2 separate regions of the Homo sapiens genome follow, and region 1 is linked to region 2. A link is a loop called in an ENCODE intact Hi-C map of the cell type or tissue named here. Cell type or tissue: endothelial cell of umbilical vein. All regions are shown on one strand. Links, peaks and the distances in the headings refer to the core of each region. The heading gives the core; the rest is flanking DNA. Region 1 overlaps NAV3 (neuron navigator 3). Region 2 holds the start of NAV3 (neuron navigator 3).

The links. Hi-C counts contacts between places; a loop is a spot of excess contacts. Peaks named below come from ENCODE experiments on the same cell type or tissue, not always from the same donor. Only the 100,000 strongest peaks of a DNase experiment are listed, where the experiment ranks them.
Region 1: it touches region 2 in a loop (5-fold over the local background); 4 of 110 quality-filtered maps call a loop at or near these places.

Annotation. Positions count from the first base shown.
Region 1 is chr12:77,886,704-77,892,095 of GRCh38, reverse strand. The region is part of intron 1 of NAV3 (neuron navigator 3); the gene reads right to left. Among named protein-coding and RNA genes, the nearest start is that of NAV3, 59 kb to the right of the region's middle. RefSeq lists an enhancer at 2,472-3,671. In endothelial cell of umbilical vein, for the core only: no CTCF peak of the experiment used is centred there; a DNase peak (open chromatin) is centred at 3,325; H3K27ac peaks cover 1,026 bases.
Region 2 is chr12:77,828,563-77,833,954 of GRCh38, reverse strand. NAV3 (neuron navigator 3) reads right to left here and starts at 3,061. Exons shown (of 40, transcript NM_001024383.2): 1 at 2,251-3,061. The coding sequence starts at 2,493. In endothelial cell of umbilical vein, for the core only: no CTCF peak of the experiment used is centred there; a DNase peak (open chromatin) is centred at 3,244; H3K27ac peaks cover 598 bases.

The sequences.
Region 1 (5,392 bases), core at 270-5,269, 58 kb before region 2:
TCAATATGAGAATCTGACAAAAATAATTATAAAAAGTGTTCCATGTCAAATAAGTTTGAAAAATTTCTGTGTAGGTCAATTTCTCTAAACCCATGAAACTGACAAAGAGTACAGAAATGACTTCCCTCCCCACAGGCTTCTACTAGACCAGTGGCTGAGGAACCACACCTGCAAGGCTGTTGGTCCTGGGGCAAAGAAGGGAGAGAATGAAGGGTTCAATGACACCTTCCAGGTAGGATAAAATAAATGGACAAGGGAGCCAGCACTTAAGATGAGTGGTTCTTCTCTGGAAGGCAGCAGAGTGTAACACAGAAAAGCATTACACTGGAAAGCAAGACTTTAAAGCCGTCTCTGCAGCTGCTGGCTTTGGGGTCATGTACAAGTCCTTAAACTCTCTAAGCTTCAGTTTCACTAAACAGTGTTTGTTAAGTTATTAGCCCTGTCTGTGATTTCTATGACCGAGTACATTTTTTAAAGTCACTTTAACTTAGGTTGTTGCTGTTCAAAAACATGTATCAAGTCATAAATAATAGGACTGGAACGTTATTTAAAAGTACTGAAAAAAAATCTGGATTTGAGAATAAGTGAAATGGCCACCTGTCCAAAAAGACTACATATATTTATCTGCAGAAGATATAAACAAAGAGATATAAAGACAAGGCACTTTTGAGGATATTTTGGGTTCAACATAATATGAAAAAGATGCTCACCATAGAAACATTTACTGAGTTAGTATTGAAGTAATCTTTATAAATTTATATTAAATTATATTATCTTTATAAATTTATCTTTATAAATTTATATTAAATTATATTATCTTTATAAATTTATCTTTATAAATGTATTTATCTTTATAAATTTATCTTTATAAATTGATATTAAATCACAGCATAGATACAAAAGGCCCTACCTAAATTACTGGGAAAATTATATTTAATTTAAATTATTTTGTTATTTGAGTTTGTTTTATTTGTCAACATTTAAGACAGGAATACCAAGAAAAACTTCTAATATTTCATCATGAATGCTAAATTAACAGGGAGTCCTATTTATGAAATGGGATAATCTTACTTAAAAAAAAAGGATGGAAAATATTTGACTAATCACAGTCTGCTTTGGAGAATTACCTTTTGTCTAAATTATGAAATCATTTATCATATTAGAACATTGTGTATGATTCCTCTCTTTGAACTAGTTTCTGCAACATTATAGGCATTTCAGATGTTGCTGTAACTTGAATTTACTTTCAGGAGAACTCGTGCAGCTTTCCTGCAGAGTTTACAGATAGCTGTGTGAGATGTTTACACATATTCAATGAATACTTATTGTGAAGTAACTACTTTGTGTAAGAAGCCATCTACATACTTTAAATTCTAATTTTATAGTTGTTATATTGTAATTTCTGGATATTTTTCTGAGTCAATATAGAGCAGGCATTTACTCGATGAAGAATCGTAAAAATATCAAAGTAAAAACAGAGGTTCTCACTACATTTTTAAAGAAAGGTAAGAAATAGACATGGAAACAACTATTGATAACCATGTAGGAAGCAAATACAAGCTAACATATAAATATTGTATTTATCATATTTATTTCATAATTCATTTACAATTAAAGAAATGAAAATATGTTGCTAATAGCAGAGTCCTCAGGAAATGCATTCATCAAAAAATTCAACTGAGGCTGGTACAGTGGTTCATGCCTGTAATCCCAGCACTTTGGGAGGCAGAGGTGAGGGGATTGCTTGAGCTAAGGAGTTTGAGACCAGCCTGGGCAACAGGGTGAAACCCCATCTCTACTAAAAATACAAAAAATAAATAAAAATAAAAATAAAAAGCCAGACATAGTGACAGGCAGGCACCTGTCGTCTCAGCTACTTGGGAGGCTGAGGTAGAAAGACTGCTTGAGCTGTGGAGCGGAGTTTGCAGTGATCAACTGAGAACTGAGACTTGATTCAATTTGAATTATAGTTTGTTTATAAGAATAATTTATAAAATAAAGCTTTATGAGACTAACATAAGATATAATTCGAGAATTCAGTTCAGCTTCTTAGGTTTCCCTCACCTACTGGTTTTTGTGTTATTTCCCTCACCTACTGGTTTTGGTGTCAGTTTTGACTGGTTATTCCAGTTGGACTTCAGATAGCTATAGGCCAAGAATGATAACTACTGTATGTACTTATACAGAGTTCAAACTTATAACGGCTGATCTATGTATACCCTGAAAAATATACCAGATGCATAAGAACATCATAACCATTGGACATATTTTCTTATGCTAAAATATGCTAGTCTTCAACTAGTATCTTCTTTCACACTATACATATAAATTGTACTTCAGAGTGATATTGAGAAAAACCTAAAGTTATTAATTAATTTACATCTCTACTAACAACTGTTTCAACTATTTAATACCATTAATCCTAAACAGAAAAGTCATGAATATGAATGATAAAGTACTTTATTTTATGTTCAACATAACAACTTATAGAGTTCAGTATAACATGAATCATTGCAAAGTAAAATAATATTTACTGAGTTATTATTGAATTAACTTAGAGTAGTTAAAATAGTCACATTTCCATTAATTGTCCAGTATTTCAGCCATAGATATGTCTACCTATATTACTCATGGTTTGCGAGAGAAACAGAACTAATTATGAAGGCTGAAAAGGCCCAAGATCTGTAGCCAGCAAGCTAGAGACTCAGGAAAGATGGTGGTGTAGTTCCAGTCCAAGTCTGAGAGCATGAGAAGCAGGAGAGCTGATGGTGCAAGCTGCAGTCCCAGGACAGAAGACTGATGTCTCAGCTCAAGTAGTCAGGCAGGTAAAGTTCCCTCTTAATCAGCATTTTTGTTTTACTTGGATCTTCAATTGATTGGATGAGGCCCACCAATAATAGGGAGGGCAATCTGCTTTATTCAGTCTACTGATTTAAATGTTAATCTCATCCAGACGCCTTCATATACACACCCAAAATAATGTTTGACCAAAAGTCTTGGCACTCCATTGTCCAGTCAAGTTGACACATAAAATAAACCATTGCACCACACAAAAGGTGGATGCTAACCATCATGCTGGGCCCAGCAGATGCAGGTTTGGAGGGCATTGAGGTTATTCTGAGATTAAAACACTCAATTGACCAAATCTGTCCTAAAATTTTTTTCAAGAAATCACTTGTCCATATTATATAGAACAAGATGGAGTTCCCCCTGAGTATGTATGTTATTGAGCAGAAGAACACCGGTCCTATCCACAGTCACACACATATGACTCACCTCTCTGAGAAAACAAAGATAAAAACATTTGAAGACTTAGAACATTCAGTGACTCATGCCAATTCCACATCCCACATACACAATGCTTAATACATACAGGTCATTCTTAATCAGCATAAACTATAGGATCTTTGGATACATATTAGATAATTCAACCAGGAATTGACTCCAACCCAAAGACTTACTTGGGACATAACATTTGAGGGCAAAACTTAATGAGGCTATTAACTTATGCTTCTCTTCATTACTTTGTCTTACTGTATTAAGATAAAGTATTTCAAAAACAAAATCAGCCATTAAGCTCACTGCAGAAATTATTTAATTATTTAATTGGTTAATTTTTAAAACAGGGTCTTGCTGTGCTGTCCAGGCTGGAGTGCAGTGACATGATCGCGGCTCACTGCAGTCTTGACCTCCTAGGCCAAAACAATCCTCCTGCTTCAACCTCCCCAGTAGCTGGGACTATAGTCACATGCTACTATGTCAGGCTAATTTTTATTTATTTCTTTGTAGAGATGGGGGTCTCAGTTGAGTCTCAAACTCCTGGTCTCAAGTAATCCCCCTGCCTCTACCTCCTTGGGATTACAGGCATGAGCCACCATGCTTGGCCTATTTGGATAATTGTATACAATGATAACCACTTTAGTTAGAGTATGGGTTTAAAATGTACATTTAAATAACCTTCCTAAATCTTTTGCAAACCCATGGTTAAAATCATCATATTTTACCGCATATTCCTCATTTAAGGAACCATGACCAGAAAGCACTTAAGGAATTCATTCCAGAAAAAAAAAACTCAACAACTTTTGTGTCTTTAGATACGCTTTATTGTTTGCCACTGTAACATTCGATCTATTCCCATTATCTCTTTTTTCCCTCTTAGATATCTAAAAACTGAAATAATTAAATGCATAATTACAATAACATGATTTAAAAATTTCTGATAACATCAATTTTATTGCTTTGTTGGATAATGTTTCATATCTTAAAAAACCTTGTTATAAGCTTCACTGAATTTTGTGGATGAAATGAGGTTTAGTTATTTTACAGTTTACTACTTACTTTTAAATTAATTTTTATATATTGAATTAGTTTAAAACTCTAAAAATATTTCACAAAAGTATTAGCACTCTCTAAATAAGTCTCTCAAAGTGGAAAAAGGAGATTAACGTGGAATAACTCCACTCATCCAACAAATATTTATTTTCTATTAAATCTTGGGGCTTTTGCAAAATGCTAATCACATAAGAATAAACAAAGTAGATATTGCCTTTGTTATCATGTAGTTTATAATCTAGTGGAGAAAAACAAGTGTCACATAATCACAAAAATAAATATGAATTTCAATAAAACTTAACCCCAGCCCTAATCATATTGTCACGATCTTTCCCTGGATACTGGTTTTGAAGTTACCACATAAGGCAATAAGTACTCATACTTGAATTTTCCCTTGAAAATTCTAAGTTCCCACTGAAGCAGAAGATATGTAGTTTTAAGGATTCAACCCTATATAGTTGTGTAGAAATTGAAGCCAACTAAGGGATCTAAGTCTTCCATCTCATGATTACCAAAGAGCAAAACTATATGGAATGGTGGGCAGAATTTTTTCATAGCATTTATATTATTTTCTCTTTAAGTCTACCCTCACTCTCTCCCTTTCTTACCAGCTCCTATCACTGAATTTCCTAATTAAATGCACCTATGCTGAAAAGCCACTGTGAGAGGTTCCTCTATTTCTCCAGAATGGGTTCTTCTCTAACGCAAGGTCAATATTTGTATCATTAGCTACTAACATTATACCTGGAACCTAATTCATGTTTGTTTAGTGAACATGAAAAACTGTTGTCAAAGTCCCATTAACCTGGAAAAGAATGTTCCATTCCCATATAGCTTGGAATCCACACTACATTAAATGAAAACAATTGAAAAATCTCATACAAAGGCATTTTAAGTTGACTATGATGATTAAAATCGAGGGGTATAAACCAATATCCGATTGGAACCACAATATTATAGCTTATTTCAGCTCAATGATTATTTATTGATAGGCACTGTTCTAGATATTTATGTAAGAAAAAAAGAATTTTTCTAAAAAGCATATCCAAGTCCAGAAAGA
Region 2 (5,392 bases), core at 280-5,279:
ACCAGCAGAAGAGGACACCGACAGGCACCTGCAGACACCGGCAGGCCATCGACTGCAGAACGACATGGACCCGAGGGGAATCTAGCCAGGGAGGTCAGAGGAGAGTCTGGCTGCTGGGCGGCCCAACTCCAGAGGAAAATCACCTTTCCGCCTTATGGCTCCCCATCCATCTGCTGAGAGGTACTTCCAACATTCAAAAGAACCTTGCACTCATCCTCCAAGCCCACATGTGACTCGATTTTTCCGGAACCAAGGCGAGAACCCAGAATACAGAAAGCCCTCTGCCCTTGCAATAAGGCAGAGGGTCTAACTGAGCTGATTAACACAAGCCACCTTCATACTGCAAAACTAAAAGAACACACTGTAACACACGCCCACTGGAGCTTCAGGAGCTGTAAATACTCAACCCTAGATGCTGCTGTAGGGTCGAAGCTCCACACCCTGCCCATCTGCATGATCCCTCTAGAGGTTTCAGCAGCGGGGCATTGAAGACGTAAGCCACTCCTGCTGTCACATGCCCTGTGAGGGGGACAAGGAAACATTTCCTGTTTCGAAATGATTCCAAAAGATGAACAAACTTAACTGAATCCTTCTCGGAATAACTATTTATTCATTCATTGATTCATTAATTGCTGTATTCATTCATCCAACTACTATTTAATTCTTATCATGCATAAAGCATTGTACAGGGAGAGAGCTGGAACACAGGATAAGATACGAGACCTGCCTTCTATATGTTTTCAACTTAGTGGAGATACAAATAAATTATCCAGATAATTAAAAGAAATTATCCAGATAATTAAAATACACAAGCATTTCTACAGAAAAAGAATTGGGAAGGAGGAATGGTGGGGAAGGGATAGCTAGCAAAGACTTTATGAATAAAGTTGGATCTGGGATAAAGCTTAAAGGATCTGAACAGGTGAAGGTGGGATGGGCATTGTAGAAAAAGGAGTGGCTTTCTTTTTCACTTCTAGAGTTGATTTTTGTATAAAGGTTTTTTCCTTAAATTATTTTAAACTAACATTTGGATAGCAGAGTAAAATGAAAATATTTCCTAAGAAGCCAGAGACGAGGCTGTGACTTTGGAAAGCTTGACATCATAGTTAATGCTGCATTAAAAAGTGATGCTGAGTAGAATGATGGTTACCAGAGGCTGGAAAGGGTAGTGGCGAGGGGTAGGGGGAGTGTGGATCGTTAATGAGTACAAAAATACATTTAGATAGAATGAATAAGATCTAGTATTTGATAGCACTATAGGATGATTACTGTCAACAATAACTTATTCTATATTTTTAAATAACTAAAAGAATATATAATGTTTGCAACACAAAGACATGATAAATGCTTAAGGCAACAGATACTCCATTTACCCTGATATGATTATTACACATTGTATGCCTGTATCAGAATCTCTCATGAACCACATAAATATATACACCAATATGTACCCATAAATATATACACCTAATATGTACCAATAAAAGTAAAAATGCACAAAACAAAAGTGACGCTTATCAAGGTACAAATGAATCCGCATGAAGTTCAGCAGCTTCAGTGCCATTCTAGCATGCGTGACTGGAGAAAACGGTTGTAGTATGCTTTAGAAACCAAGGGCTATGAGCAACTACTCACAAAATATCATAAATTAAATGACTGAAAAAGATGTCAGTAATAAGTAAAAGAGTAGCGTTTCAGTTTACAAGGGAAAGTCCATATAAATGTGCAGTATCAAGGAAAATAGTATGTCATTTTCCTTCATACTGCAATGAATTAAGCAGCCTATGATACAAATTTTCAAGCAGAAATTCTTTGAAATGCAAATGACATTTAGAGAAAAGTGATGGTGTCTATATGAATTATTACAAATAAATGTCTTTTTGAAAGTACCTATTTTCATACATTGCAGTATGGATGACAATAGGTTCTCTTTTTCTCACATTTGTGACTGATTATGATTATTAGTAATAGAGCAATATCTAGAACTAACTAGGCATTCATCAATAAGTAGTATTAAATGATTACAATAGATGCATATTCAGAAAATTTTGATCATGACTTTTACAACTCTAAACTAAGAATACAGTGTTTACATAAGCTAAATATTCAGCTTTTCAGCCATTATAACTACTTACATCCTTACACTGGTATTCCTCTACTACTCCCCATTTCATAACATGTTTTATAGTGCACTTAAAGAGAAATGTGCATTTTAGCTACACAAGTCTGCAGGTAACTTCAGCAACTAACCTTGCTGTCTTCTTTCTCCTTGGCTTTTCCTTGGAGGGGTTTCTTCTCTCCAAATTCACAGGTTGATTTTAACGCAAGCTGACAAGAAAGCATGGAGCTCTCTGTTTCAGTAAGTTCCAAAGGTCTTGAAGAACAGTGCTGTGACCCAGTAGTGCCAAGATTTGGTATCGGAAGAGCAGTATGCACAGGCTTTGACCCAACAGCTGGCTGCCTCAGTTTTGAGGCAACCCCAAGAACAGGCATGGCTTCTATAAAATTATCTTCTTGCTGCCAAAGAAAATGCTTCTAACCTCAGTCTGGTAGACTCCAACTTTAGTATTTCCAGAACAAATACTTTAAACAAAACTAGCAGTCATCCTGATTTTTAAAAAGCTAATAATATAATTTTCAGGAAGAGGCAAAACTTCCCTGCATCTTTAGTTAAGTATCTTTTCTTTCTTGCTGGCTGGGATTCATATTCATTCTCATTCTCTCTCTCTCTCTCTTTCTCTCTCTCTCTCTCTCTCTCTGTCTCTCTCTCTCTCTCTCTCTCTCTGTCTCTCTCTCTCTCTCTGTTCAGTGACTCAGTATCTAAGTAATACTAAATACTCCTTTGGGGAGTAAACTCTTCTTCAAGGTAACTGCTACAAAGCTCCTTCTTAGGATTAAAGAGCTCTTAGTTTTGCTTATTTTTTTTTCTCACTAAAGCAGTCTGAGTCTGAACTTTGAGATTGAAAAAGAGGAAAAAATCAAAAGGAAAAGCCCTTCAGTCCAACTGTCAGAGCAGCCAAAAGACCACAACAGTGGAAGGACAGGGGTTCTTCCTGATTTCAGAAATAGCCAGCCTGCATTCTCTTTTTAAAGAAAATTGTATTTCCCCCAGCTCAGAAAAAATAAAAAGAATGGACATGTTAATGGCCAAAACAAACAGCTGTTGGAAGAACTTTTAGCCCGGAAACAATCTCAGCAATAAAGTTGTTTGTCTGATTTCCAGCTATTTTTCACTACTGACAGCCATGAGCCACGATGTTCATTCTGTTGCATCCCATGAAATCAGGCTAAAATCATGCAATAGTGCAACTAGCTAAAGCAGTTAAATCATTCATCGGACCATAGCTGCCTAGGTTATGAAAATAGAGTAAACACAGGAAGCAGGGCACTAAATATGTAGTAATCATTGTTCCCAAATTTAATAAGTCATGATTATAAAAACATTCAAAGCTAACACTTATGTGGAATGTATTACAAAGCAGTTATGGAGCTAAGCATTTTATGCATTATCACATTTAATCATTGGAATGACTCAAAGTATAGGCATATTTATTTTCTTCACTTTATAGAAAGAACAGCTATGACTTGGAGACACTGAAAAAATTGACTAAAATGATGAAGCTAGAAAGGGGGAAAGAATGTATGATTTTAGTTTGTAAACCTGTCTTTTAAAATGGTTGAAAATAACACTGTTATTCAAGCTTATGACGTCCAACTTAAAATCCCAAGCTTCTAAAAACTGTCCAAACAGATACTCAGTGAGAATGAATGATGATGCTTCCATCCATAGAATTATTTTAATATAATCATAGCATGTTCTATTTCTGGTTAAAGCATGTCAGGAACTTTAAATAAACAAGGGGTAAACTTTTAAGAAAACATCTAATGTACCATGCATTATTGTTCTGAAACTGATTGCACTCAGAAAATGGATACAGAGAGCAATTATATACACCAAATATAAAAATTAGTAATAATGCAACCAAAGGTCTTAGAAAAATGAGTGGTGGACACTTAGTATAGACACAATGAATCATGGAAATTATTAAATCGTAACCATTTTTTATAGAAAATGTCTTTCTTTAGTGAAGAAATGGTCATCTTTGGCCTACTGTTTCCAGGTCTTTAAATCACTACGTACTTTTATCTAAGAAGCAGTAATTTATAGATGAAAGAGCCAATAACTAAAAGTATATGTTCTGCTGATGCAGCATAGAAGACAGGAAATGTAAGTTAGAAGTCTTGCAGGCTTTAAAAATAGTAACCCAAGTGGGCTTTACACAGCGGGGTAATACAAAACAAATACAACACTAGTGGTATCAAAGAAATGAAATAATCTCTCTGAGGAAGTAAGTTATTTTGCAATTTGCAAACCATTCAACACATTATAACTTTCAGAAACTATAAGGTAATACAGAGTTGGAGAGGTTCATGTTCGTAAAATGAGGTTTAGTTCATAATAAGACATATGCAACTTGTAATCCTCACAATGCAAAACAAAACAGCACCTAAATAATAGAACTTGTGGGAAAAATTGATTCTAGGAAGTTCACTCAAAACATATGCAACTTTGGGAGTATATTGCTAGCAAAAATAATATTGGCACCTCAGAAAATAATTTGGACCACTCAAGGAAGTGACTCAGAATTACATAAAAAAATAATTGGGTATAAATGCTGGCAACACTTTAACCAGAATTGGTGGAAGAAATCCGGTTGGAAGGCAAACTCCAAGCCAGTAGGCTTGCCATTGAAATGGGTACAGGGTCAGGGCAACTGCAAATATTTAAGAGCTGCACAAGGCCAGGGGCATGCCCCTTTGAAGAGGAAGCCCCAGATGCAGGCATTCATTTTTGTTTTTGTTTTTAGTTTTCTTAAAACTGAGCCAAAAGGGCTCCTGCTGACTATACAACATTCAAACTGAGGGCTTCTTTGCCCACCCAAGGTTATAATTCTACGCTGACTATTCTGCTTCCCTTTGCCTAGAATAAATTGTATATAAAGCTACACAACTTCTGCATTATACTAGTACAAAATTCCTGTTTGCCAATTACAAATGAGCTCATTGGTATTTTGGAAACATGCATTGGAGGAGAATGTATCGTAATTCCTGGAACAATTAGATTGAAAAAAAAGGATTCACATTCAATAAGATGTCTTTTCACTTTGAAATACCTTTTGCATATTAGGCAATATCTTTCACTCTGACTGAAATATAAGATGGTATTAGTAGCCACTGTCAACTAATTTTTTGCAGTAATATCTACCACCAAAAGCAACAAAACCAAACTAACTTACTATAAAAAATGTGCTTTGTGCCAGGAGTTGTCATCTCAATTTATCTTAAAAGAACCACACCGTTTTGAGACCTAGGAGACAAAGGCACCGAGAAA